Regions from separate parts of the Homo sapiens genome. Here region 1 is linked to region 2. A link is a contact called in ENCODE Hi-C or POLR2A ChIA-PET data. All regions are on one chromosome and are shown on one strand. Each heading gives the region's core, a stretch centred on a gene start or an enhancer-like site at or near the end of the contact. The rest is flanking DNA. Distances are from core to core; before and after follow the strand shown.

Region 1 (6,363 bases), core at 3,864-6,363, 230 kb before region 2:
AGGATCATATGACCCAAAGCCCTCCCAAATCTTTATCTCTCCCTGTTCCCAAGAGCGCTGGGCCTAGCCTGTCCTGCAGAAACTGCGGGCTGGGCTTTGGCCCTGGAGTCTTCACTGGGGCAGGCAGCCAGCAAAGGGAGCCGGGAGGGGAAGGAGGGGTGAGTGGGCCCCTCCTCAGGCTTGGTGCCCCACCCACCCAGCCGGAGGCCTGTCTGCCTTCCTGAGCTCATTAACTGCAGGTCACCGTTCAGCAGGAAAGACAAGGTGTGGGTTCTGCGGGCATTCATTAGCCGTGAGAGGAACAGTGTGTGTGAAATTAGCAGTCACCTGAGGACCTCGATAATTTCATAATTAGGAGGCCTAATGGCTCCAGCTCTGGATGCCAAATGACTTAACCCCTCACCTGCTGGGCCCCCAACCCCCAGCCCAAGGCTGCAGGGGAGGGCCTGTAGTGCCCTCTCTGCTCCAGTCCCCCTCTCTAGGGCCCAATAATGTTTATTTCTGCCTCCCCAGTGCCCAGCACAAAGGCTGGCACAGAGGGGGCATAAAACCAAAGTTCATGGAGTGAATGAATGAATGGATGAATGAATGAGCAAGTGTCTGAATGGGGAAAATGTTCCAGCCCCTGCTGCAGGTGCTCAGGGGAGGAAAGCTTTGGAAAGGGGTGAGGAATGGCTCTGCATCTGCCTGAGCAAGTATGCAGCTATGCACATGCTGGTCTGTGTGTGCATGTGCACGTTCGAAGCCACACACATGTAGGTCTATGGTGTCTGCTTCTAAGAACCTTTCCTGGGTCCATGTTCAAGCTCTGTGAACACACTCATTCTGCTGCCTCCTCTCTGAGAACAGGGGATGCTCTGTCATGGGGCCCAAGTGCCTCCCTTGATGCCATCCTCTCCTGGCACCACCTCAATAATGGTGACTCCAGAATTTCTATATGGGGGCATTCTTTAGGGGAGAAAGGCATTCTAAGGGGCTTACCTTGAACCTGTATAGCAAGTGCATTGTTTTTACCAAGACTGAATGTTTACTTGGGAGTCTGGGGTACTGGTGCTAATAAGAGTGCTGAAATCACACCCTTTAGCATAGGGGGAGCTGGTCAGGACAGCCTCCAAAGACCCCCCTCACCCCGCCACTTTTCTCAGCCTGGCCCCCCTCCTCCCAACCTTCCTCTGGTCCTTTGGAGGTGAAGGATGAGGTGGAGGGGTGGGGTCCTTGGGGCTCCAGGCTAGTGCAGGCCTTACCCAGTTTGGGACAATTGATTCTGAGCCTCCCTGACCCAGCCTCACTGTAGAGAGAAGGAGCTGAGTGGCGTGAGAGGGGAGGTCTATAAAGAAATAGGAGAGGAGGTGTGGGGAGAACAATCAAGGAATATCAAGGGAAAGAACGGAGGGGAAGGGGAAGAAAGGGGAGGAGGAGAAAGGATAGGAAGGAGGTGAGAGAGAAGAGAGAAGACGGGAGGGGAAGGGAGAGGAGGAGAGGCAGGGAGGCTGAAAGCATTATCAGCACTTAAAAAGCCAGCGGCTCAGTTCTTCTTTGGCACAAATAATGGCTTTTTATGAATAAATCATGTGTCAGACGCCTCCCAGGGAGTGGGCATAGAGGGGAGCGCGTCTGCTGGGCTCCAAAGCTGATGGGGAAGAGCCAGTTGCAGCCCCCCAGCCACAGGGGTGTTGCCCCCTTTCTCCTGATGAGACCCAGCAGGACAGAAGCTGTGTCTGGAATGATCCCTGGCCTGAGCCAGGCAGAGCTCGGTCAGAGCTCTGAGGTGGTCCCACTCCTCCCTGCTCATAAGCTGGGCTGGATCCCAGGGTCTGGAGTGTCCCTCTGCTCCCCTCCCCTCCGACAGACAGCAGAGCAGCCCAGAAGACACTCCTGGCAGGGGAACACCAGTGCTGGTGCTCCCGGAGAGAGCTTTGTGCCAAGACAGGCAGGCAAGCCCAGAGAGGAGGGTGTGCATGGCACATGTGGGGACAGAGACAGCACCTCACACAGGCATGGACTGCACAGCCCCGGCACTTGTGTGGGCACACTTGGAGGCAGATCCACTGTCATTCCCACCACACACACACGCACACACACACACACGCCCAGCCATGTGCACACTCGGCAGGGAGAACCTCAAGCACCACCCCACCTGCCCAGCACACTCACTAACCCCTAACACACACACAGACACACACACACAGGCCCACACAGACAGACACATATGGGACTACATGGAAACACACAGCCCTGCGCACACACACCAGCGGCCCACCCTCCGTCAGCCTAGGGTGGGGGCAGTTCTGCAGCCCATATGGAGCCCACACCCAGCTGGGCTGTCTCAGAGGCTGGCTGTAGGGTGGGGCTGGGGCATCTGTCCCAGGGGAGGGGCCATCAGCCTCTATGTGCTCCCCACTTGGCAGGGACACCCGCCATACCAGGTTGGGTCTCAGCCCCAACTCAGAGCCCAGAATCTGTGCGGATTCTACTGGCTCTGAGTTCCTCTGCTCCTCTGCTCTCAGCCACCTCATCAGAGGCAGTGGGGGCTGCACGAGAGCCTGGGTGTTGGAGGTACACACTCAGGGGCTCTGGCCCTTGCCAATAGTGTGACCTCACACAATAATTCCTATCTTATTTACTCCTCAAAACAAATGTGTGAAACAGGTGCTACTGCCCCATCTTTCAGACCGAGAAAGTGAGGCTCCAGAAGGCAAGAACATTGGGTATTCCTTTCTAGGACACCGTCCCCAATCCCCTGGGGTCCTGGTTTTCCTTCTCTTCTCCTCTCAGCCAGTGGGTCCCTCCTGTGCCAAGATGTTCATCAAAGCAGACTTGGACTTCCTGCTCTTCCAACTCTGCAATCCTCCCCCTCCCAAGCCATTTCCAACCCCTCAGTGACACCTTCTGTGTTCCTGATTCTTGACCTCCCTTTCCAGCCCAGACACCTTCTGGGCTCTGACCCCACTATGCAAGTGGACACCTCAGGGCCACTATGTTGCCCAGTGCCAGAGAATGTCATTTCACGCAGTGTGTATGCTCCTGAACATCCCTCCCTCTGCTCCAAATCCCAAAGATTCTCATGAACTATAGCTCAAATGAGCACATCAATTTCCCTAGGGCTCCTCCTGCTTTGGTGTGCCCCATCTCAAGGAATGGCCCTGTCTCCCCAGATACCCAAACAAAAACCAAGCATCAATTGATGCTTCCCTGTCCTTCATCCCCCAGGTCCAATCCACAACCAAGTCCCCAATGACTCCATATCCAAAGTAGATGTGAATTCATCCTTTCCCTTGCAGCCCCACTGTCCTCCCCCATAACTTGGTTTGAGCCACATCAGCACCTCTGGCTGGGCCACACTGTCCCTCTTCCACTGTTGAACCCTCTGGCCCATTAGCCTCCCTGCCATCAGTAATCTGTCCCTCTCTGAACTTTAGCCACACTCAACTGCTTTTGGTTCTGGAATCCACACACCTCTTGACTCTGGGCCTTTGAACATGCCATTTCATCTAAATCCCCTTCCCAATGCCAGTTCCTCCTACCAAGCTTAGCTGAGGCAGCACCAGTCCAGGCACCTTCCCTGACTCAAGTCCAAGATGAGTGCTGCCCCATCATTCATTCCCACGACAGCCCCCAGCTCCTCCTCCGATCAGCACAGCTTTGATCTATAATCGCCTATTTGCTGGCCTGTTCTCCCCAGGAGCCTCTAAGTTCCTTAAGAGTAGAGACTGTGTCCGTGTGGCTCTAGGGCAGCCCCAATGCTTGGTATAAGAACTTAACAGGTGCTCACCGAATCTTCCTGGAATGAACGAGTGCAGGACCTGCGCTGAACACTTTCCATACCTTTCCTCATGCCTGACAGAAGTTCATGAGATGGATGCTACTATTCCATGGTGTAGTCCAGGAAGACAAGGCTTCAGAGGCTGAAAATTTGCCCGAGGTCACACAGCTGGCAAACTGTAGAAAATGGATTCCAACAGCAGTCTGTGCACCTCAAAGGGATCTCTTTTCACCATCTCTACCCTCCTTCCCAAGTCATTTTCTCTCTCTGACCTTGTTTTCTCATCTGTACAATGGGAACAAAAATCGTGCCCAACACAGAGCCTGGCACTAAAGGTTCTCAGTAAATATTTGTGCATCCTCTCCCAATCTCTGAGGCTTATTTAGGACGCATTTTCCTGGGCCAAAACTTCGTGCATGCACATGTTCACAGAAACAGGTGCAGAGCTCGACGAAGCACATCTTCAGCACGGGGGACTCAGTAGGCGCTTAACCAATATGTGCCGGGCAGAGGAGCATTAGTTTAGCAAAGGCTGACGAGTACCCAGACAAAAAGCCACAATAGTGACTCAGGCACATGAACCCTCCCCCTGCCCCAAGTTCCCTGTCAATTATCCTCCGCCACCACTCCCCTTCCTCTAGCCCAAGGCGCGGGAAATATTTAAAACAATTTTATTCATGAAAATATGCTGTACAATGCACTCTACACAGCCTCGACACGGCACACACGCACACGCACACTCTGACGGCACGGCCACGGTACACTGCCTACGATACGCGCCGGGGACGCCGCGCCCACCGCCCGTCCCGGCCGGACACTTATAAATATGGGAGAAGGGCCAGAACTGGCGCGGAGAAAGGGGCGTCGGGGTTGGGGGTGGACGGGGCTGAGGCCCGCTGCAGAAGCTGAGACCAGTACTAGGGGGTGGGGGCGGTTGAAGAGAGGGACTGACTCCGACGGGGGAGGGGAGAAGCGAGGGCCGGCAGGGATGGGAGGGGGAGACTGAACTGTGGGGGTGGCGGTCGTCGGAGGGCGATTTGGGGGTGGAGGGCTGCTCAGGGTGGATGGATATAGGTAGGTGTGAGTTTTCCGCAGAGGGTTGCTGGCTTCGGGTGGGTGAGACTAAGACCAGTGGGAAAGTGTGTCAAGTGGGAATCAGATCCGTGTTTGGGGTGGGCGCGGGGTCACGGCTAGGCCTCCGCAAATGAAACTGAAGATTTGTAAACGCTCCCTGGCCCATCTCCTAGTTGGCTTCCCCGACCACCGTCCACACCAGGCGGCCCACCCCGCTCCTCCCTACTCCCAGCCAGCCTGGAATTCAGCCTCCTCTCCCAGGCTTCCTGCCCAGGAGAAGGGGGTGGATCTCAGGAGTGTGGGCAGGAGCAGTGGGGTGCCCCGGCCCCTCCCTCCCCTTCCCCGGCGGCCGGCCTCCGAGAGGGGTCCCTAGCTGGGCTGGGGCCGCCTCCTGGGGAGCTAGAGTCGGGGGCAGGGACCCGGGAATCAGGATGGGAAGACAGAGGCCCCCTGGGGACGGGACGGGGCGCCCGGAGGCGGGAGGCGGCCCTCAGCCCGGCACCCAGCTCTGGTTGGGGGGCGGGGCCCCGGCCAGGCCCGGCGGCGGCGGAGGCAGGGCCGAATCGAAGTTGAAGTCCATTTCGTCGCTGTCCATGAAGTCGTTGAGGATGATGGACTCCACGTCGCACTCGAGGCTCCCGCTGAACATGTCGAGGTCCAGGTCGGCCGGGAAGCGGTCGGGCGCGGCGCCCAGCGGCCCGGCGGCGGCGGCAGCGTAGGGCCCCGGCAGAGCGTCCAGCAGGAGGCCGCCGGGCGGGCCCCCGAAGGCGGCGGCGTGGCCCGGCGGTGCCAGGCCCGCGGCGCCCGCCTCGCCGGGCAGCGTCATAAGGCTGATGGGGTGGGCTAAGGCACTGCGCGAGGGCGCGGGCGGCGCGTACGGGGCCGCCCCTTTGCCGGGGTAGGCGGCGGCTGCGCCCGCCAGCGCCAGCTCCCCCGGCGCACCCAGCACCGGGCCGGGCCTGGGCGCGGGCCCGCGGCCCGTACGCGTCCTGCGCGCCGTCCAGCAGGCCCTCGGGCAGCCCCGCGCCGCCGCCGCCGTGCAGGCCCAGCGGGCCTCCCAGCTCGGCCAGGCGGGGCAGCTCACCCGGACAGCGCGAGCCCAGCGCCGGCGACAGCGCGCTGGCGGGGCTTGGGTACATGAGCGGCGATGATGGCGCCAGGGCCTCCAGGGCCTCGTCGTCCTCCAGCTCGGCCGCCTCCCCGAGCAGGGGTCTCCCGCCGCCGCGGAAGTCGGCCCAAGCCTCGTAGTCGTCGCTGGCGTGCGAGGCGGGGCTGGCGGCCCACTTGGCTGCGGCAGGCACCGGCCCCGGGGCGGGCGCACTCGGGGAGCTGTCGTCCGGGCTTCGCTCGGGCGCCTGCAGCTGCTTCTTCTTGCTCGCCTTGCCCTTGATGCGCAGGAACTTGGCCCCGTTGTCCATGGACACGGCCCTGCGCCGCGGGGTCTTCCCTGTCTTTCCGCCCTCGGGGTTCAGCATCCACCACGAACTCTTGCCGGTGCCCTCGTTCTGCACGCGGATGAAACGGGT
Region 2 (5,783 bases), core at 1,232-3,731:
TGTAACTATCACGTGGTATGCATCAGAGTTTATAAAAACACTTTTATAAGCATTATTTACTAAATGAGATGGCTTTTTCTCATCTGTAAAGTCTTAGCTTAGACATTTCCTCTGAAGAGTATCTGTCCATGACTTTACTAAGATAGCTCCCAGTCTCTATCACATCACCTCATTTTATTCCCTTCAAGTTCTTTTCACTTACTGCCTTGTTTATTTATTGTTTATGTGTTAGTTGTGTCTCATCATATACCAGCATGTAAATGAGGGCAGGGACCCCTGTCATATTGCCTGGCACATAGAGGATAGTTAATAAGTATCTGTTGAATGAATAATTGAAAACATTCAAATTATACTGTTTGAATATTTTGAATTATAATGTTGGAATAATTGAAAACACTCACATTATATATGTTTAAATTATAAAACATTATACCTATGTTAGTTAATAATATTAATCTTCGTAATAATCTCTGAGCCCAAGGATGAATGAGATTTTCATGTTCTGCAATCTCAAGACAACCTGTACTACCTCGTAAACTTTATCATTATCATAACAGATTATTTGTGTTATGTTTATTAATGTCTCTGTTTATCTCTAGACTGAAAGCTCCATGAATTGAGAAATCATGTCTTACCTTGTTCCCCTAACATTTAACACAGTTCTTTGTACTTGGAGAAGTTTAAATATTTATTGAATGAAGAATCTATATACAATCTTGTAAGACAGATATTGTCTTCATCTTTCACATGAGTAAACTTAGGCTTGGAAGGATTAAGTAATTTACCCAAGATAGTTAGCTGTAGAAACAAGACTTTTACCAACATCTTCAGACTCCCAATATTACATTATTTAAACTACACCAGTAGTAGTTCTTAGTCACAGATGTTAATCCAAATTACCTAGGGAGCCTTGGAAAATACATATTCTCAGGCCACACTTGGAGCCTACTGAATAAGAACTTCTGAAGGTGAGGCCCAGAACTTTGTTTAAAGAAATGAGACTATAAGTATCACTTGAGAGTCAATGATTTATACCAGAGGTCTGGCAAACTACTATTGGGAGGTCAAATCCAGCCCTCTGCCTGTTTGTGTAAATAAAGTTTGAGTGGAACAGCCATGCTAATTTAGGCACACATACTGTCTGTGGCTGCTTTCACACTGGAGTGGTGGAGCTGAGTAGCTATGACATAGACTGTATGGCCTAGAAAGCATAAAATTTTTATTATATTGTCCTTAACAGAAGACTTGCTAACTCTGGATCTATACCTTGGTGCCTGTCCTATTTCTTTTGTGGTTACTTTAGTGCTTGGAGATATGGCAGAATATTATGTCTGGCTTCATCATGGGCATTACAATAGGTGTCCAAACATTCTTACTAAGTCATAAAAATTATCTTATTTTGCAATTCACCTGATAATAAGGAACTAAGCCTTAGGTAGCCCAAGAAGTCAAATAAAAGGAAAATACCATCTAGGTATGGTTCAAGCCAGTCAGCCATCACAGTGGGTGAACTACTTTAAACAGAGGTTCCTTTTCATCCAGTTAGTGATAGAGTGTTTCCTAAGTGGTAAAAGGGCTGAGGTTTCTAGCCTGTGTACATTACAGAATAGGGATTGATTACCATGGTTGATATGTATAATGGAGAACTGTAATTAATACCCTAATTGTTGTGGTACCCCTGATGCTGCCATTATTCTTAAGACCAAAGTCTCTTTGGTGCTTTTAGTCAGAACTTAAGCTAATATAAGCAGTTACCCAGGACTGACCAAAACTCTTGATCTGTGCTTCCTAATACAGTAACTATTAGCTATGTGTGGGGATTTAAATTTAAGTTAATTAAAATTTAAAAAATTTAGTTTCTTACGTACCCACATTTCAAGTATCCAATAGTTATGTGGCTAGTGGCTACCTTATTGGCTAGCACAGATACAGAACATTTTAGTCAGCACAGAAAGTTTTATTGGACAGTGCTGCTCTAGATGCCAGAGTTGAAGATTCTCAATCCAGGGAAATCCAAAACTTACTATTTGATTTAATCTTTCATTTGTAAGGATGGAATAATAAATTGTAATGTTTTATTTTTCTAACAGCAAACAATGATGAAATGTATTCAGTCCTTGCTTTAGGGCCCTGTCAACTAGAAGCAAACTCTTCATTAAATTCTGATAACGCCTTTAAACCTTGACTTCAGAAAATAGTCATCTCATTTGCCCTATGGACTAACTGTCTAGTCATGTTGATTAATCATCAGCTAGTTCATGAAATAGTTCAGAACTGACTGTGATTTCTGGCCAAATCTATTTGGCTTAGTTAAGGGTAGTGGGAAAGGAACCAGTTATAAAACAGAAGCTATAAAATAAATAGAGTGTAAAGTCTTGGCATCATCTTTGGAGTGATTTAGATTTCTTCATTCAGTGACTCATTTTTATTCCCAGCATCTAGTGCTTTTTGCATGGCCCAAAGGGGCTCTGTGCTGCTCCACTACAGAGGAAACTTCAAGAAATGCTGGTTTGCTACAGTGTTTTAGCTTGTGAGATTCTCTGGGACCTTCCCTGCTCCATCATGGGGTCACCTCTAGGTGGGTATTAGGGGGAGACTGGTAATTGGTTTAACCTTTAAATAAAGAACTTGATAATCTTTAGTGATCCAATGAGGTCTGTATCAAATGTTCCTGCCTTAAGATGTTTTCCCTTCCCCCAGCACAGTGTCACCTTGAAGATTGTTTATCTAGGACAGTGTTCTTCAAACTTTTAGAGGCTGTAAGGCCAGTTCAAGAGGCTAAAAGATTCTACAGACTCCCCAGCTTGTTCTTATTTACTATCATCAGACATGCTTCCCAGGTCCTACTTTGCTCTAAATTAACAGTTCTTTGTCACTTTGCACCCCAGAGCAACACAGCGGTGGCTAGGATGGGGGTGCAGCGGGGGTAGGTGAGAGAGAGCCAGTTTTTAGAGTGAGGATTCAACTATAATCTCACTCATCTGGCTTCCCCTCCCCTCAAATCATCTCGCCCCTTGTCTCTAGACAGCCTTTTCTTCATTCTTCCTGAGCTGAGATGCTGGAATCCAACCATATTGGGTGTTAAAAGCTGCCACTTGACAGCGGTGAGGGACCTTTCCAAGAGTCAGATTGTTCAAAAGGAATCTCCCCACCCACTTTCTGCCTCTTCTATTCTGTTTTCCATTAGCTTCCTGGTCACTTCTTTGAAGTACTAGTATATCTTGCTTTGGCATTTTGGATCACTTTAGGAATGAACATAAATAACACCCTAAGCCATCTTTAGACCATTATTTTAAAACGTGAATCTAAAACATCCGCTCAGGTCACTTAGATTCTTCCCCTTAATACTCCTTTGAGCTCAAACAGGAAAAAAATTATATTTTTTATGCTCAAAACCAGTCTACAAATAGCTTACTGTTTAGTGTAGATTATACCCTGAAAACATTTTTTTTAGGAAGTTGACTGTGATATAGATTTCTATTTCCTTTACAGGTCATTTTACCTGGGACAAATACCTAAAAGAAACATGTTCAGTCCCAGCGCCTGTCCATTGCTTCAAGCAGGTAATTGATTTTCAACATCTTTAGTAGGTGGAAGATAAGTCATTTTTTTATGGTTTTTAGACAATCAAAACAGGAGGTGGAAGCCCTTGGGCTTCTTACCTGAGGGCCCCAGAATAAACTTCTATGGGAAGAACACAGCTCAAGAAGTAAAATTTGGTCACTGTGAGTTTTGGCAGCAGACATTCTTTCCACCTTCATCCCAAGTAACACCCTTGCCTCCTTCTTTACCTCCTTGAGGATATTCTGTGTTACTGAAAACAACTGCTAATTTTTACTAGAGCTCTTAATTCGGACAGGAAAGAGAGTTATAGTCCATAGACATTGTTGAAAATGGAGCAGTATTTCTTTCTCTGTACTCAGCACTCCTGTCACAATCTTATCTTTCTACAAGAATGTTGACACTGAGTCCCACTGTGAAGCATCTCAGGAGCTCATCAGAGGTCATCCAGAGTTTCCCAGAAGGATTAAGTAACCCAGACAATGCACAGATGGTATTGACTGTGTCAGTGTTTGATATGGCTGATAAGCAAAGAAGTGTTTGGTGCTAAACAAAGTTAAACGTCAGGAAGTTACCTACAATCCTTTCCTTTAGTACTCAAGGGTTATTTCCTCAAACTGTCAACATTTCAGGTTGAGTTTGAATTTTGTCTGTTTTCTTTTTTTTTTTTTTTTTTTTTGAGATGGTGTCTCACTCTGTCGCCCAGACTGGAGTGCAGTGGCGCAATCTCGGCTTAATGCAAGCTCCGCCTCCTGGGTACATACCATTCTCCTGCCTCAGCCTCCCGAGTAGCTGGGACTACAGGCACCTGCCACCATGCCCGGCTAATTTTTTTGTATTTTTAATAGAGACGGGGTTTCACCGTGTTAGCCAGGATGGTCTCGATCTCCTGACCTCATGATCTGCCCGCCTCGGCCTCCCAAAGTGCTGGGATTACAAGCATGAGCCACCGTGCCCGGCCATAGAATTTTGTCTGTTTTCTAAGTAGAAATACAAGTTCAGGACTTCTGCTCATTTGAAATAAAAGGGACTGAATTTATACTTCCACCTGAAACAATTTATTTAAAAAGACAACATATGTTAATAATGGTTTGTTTTGTTTTGTTTTGTTTTGAGACAGAGTCTCGCTCTGTCACCCAGGCTGGAGTGCGGTGTCTTGATCTTGGCTCACTGCAACTTCTGCCTCCCGGCTTCAGGTGATTCTCCTGCCTCAGCCTCCCGAGTAGCTGGGACTACAGGTGCACACCAACATGCCTGGCTAATTTTTGTACTTTTAGTAGAGACAGGGTCTCATTATGTTGGCCAGGCTGGTCTCCAGCTCCTGATTTCAGGTGATCCACCCACCTTGGCCTCCCAAAGTGGTGGGATTACAGGTGTGAGCCACCGGGCCTAGCCAACAATGGTTTTTAAGTCACTAAAAATCAAGCAGCCAAACAGTGATCTCTGAGAGAGAGAAAACAAATGAGTTGAGCTACCTCTATGATTTTCTAGCTTACTGTCTTAACAGTTTCCAGACCATGGCCCAGGGAAAGGGAACTCATGTTGAGCCCAGCAGACTCCCTAATTGGAGGAAATGGAAGAAAAAAAAAATGTGAGTCCAGAGAAACCAAGGTGGCTAGAATTTTTAGGACAGAGTGTCAGGAGGAGAAAGCTGCACACAAAGAAAACCACAGTGATCTTCAGAGGGTCCAGGAAAAGACTACCATTTTATAAATGCATATGAGAAAACTACCTAAGGCCAAAGGAAAAAACTATCTGAAAGGATTCAAAGGAATAGAACCTGGCACTCACACAGGGCTGAGAATAGTTCCTGATCTCACCAGCTAGACTAGAACATCTCATAATTGATTGGGCACTGGGTATGATACTCAGGAAGGTGTTGCTCATATTGGAAAATAATTAACCTTAGCCTGAGTATTGCTTCAGTCCGGCCTGACAAATCATAAAGGTAAAACTCAAGAAGATCAAACTACTTCACAAATAACTTAACTGCATCGAGGAACAAAGCCCAAGAAGATTTATAGGAATGCAAGAATATCCAGTACCCATCAGGTAAAATTCACCAGATCTAACTTTCAATCAAAGACTACCAGGCATGCAAAGAGGCAGGAAAATGCAACCAATAATCTAGAGAATAATTGATTGAAACTGACTCAGACTCTATACAGATCATAGAATAGCAGACAAACACATTAAAATAATTATTTTAATATATTTGTTAT

What was found. A loop is a pair of places that touch in the nucleus more often than their neighbours do. ChIA-PET counts read pairs that join two places held with the same protein, here RNA polymerase II (POLR2A).
Region 1: a map of ascending aorta shows a loop between it and region 2 (2.3-fold over the local background). The contact joins two enhancer-like sites. A Hi-C loop is called at or near these places in 1 of 168 maps with a recorded cell type or tissue (ascending aorta). POLR2A ChIA-PET finds 5 or more read pairs at or near these places in 2 of 52 experiments (AG04450 and OCI-LY7).

What each region holds. Positions count from the first base shown.
Region 1 is chr1:41,381,646-41,388,008 of GRCh38, reverse strand. FOXO6 (forkhead box O6) reads right to left here. Exons shown (of 3, transcript NM_001291281.3): 2 at 5,801-6,363; 3 at 4,419-5,799. The coding sequence ends at 5,328. Among named protein-coding and RNA genes, the nearest start is that of FOXO6-AS1, 9.2 kb to the right of the region's middle. RefSeq lists an enhancer at 1-939 and a silencer at 5,723-5,772. Within about 2 kb of position 5,113, at least 26 of the 41 ENCODE cell types and tissues checked have a DNase peak (open chromatin) inside an H3K27ac peak, as active enhancers do; they include ascending aorta, where a contact is called at or near this core.
Region 2 is chr1:41,149,394-41,155,176 of GRCh38, reverse strand. SCMH1 (Scm polycomb group protein homolog 1) reads left to right here. Exons shown (of 16, transcript NM_001394311.1): 5 at 3,493-3,563. Among named protein-coding and RNA genes, the nearest start is that of SCMH1, 90 kb to the left of the region's middle. Within about 2 kb of position 2,481, at least 5 of the 41 ENCODE cell types and tissues checked have a DNase peak (open chromatin) inside an H3K27ac peak, as active enhancers do; they include ascending aorta, where a contact is called at or near this core.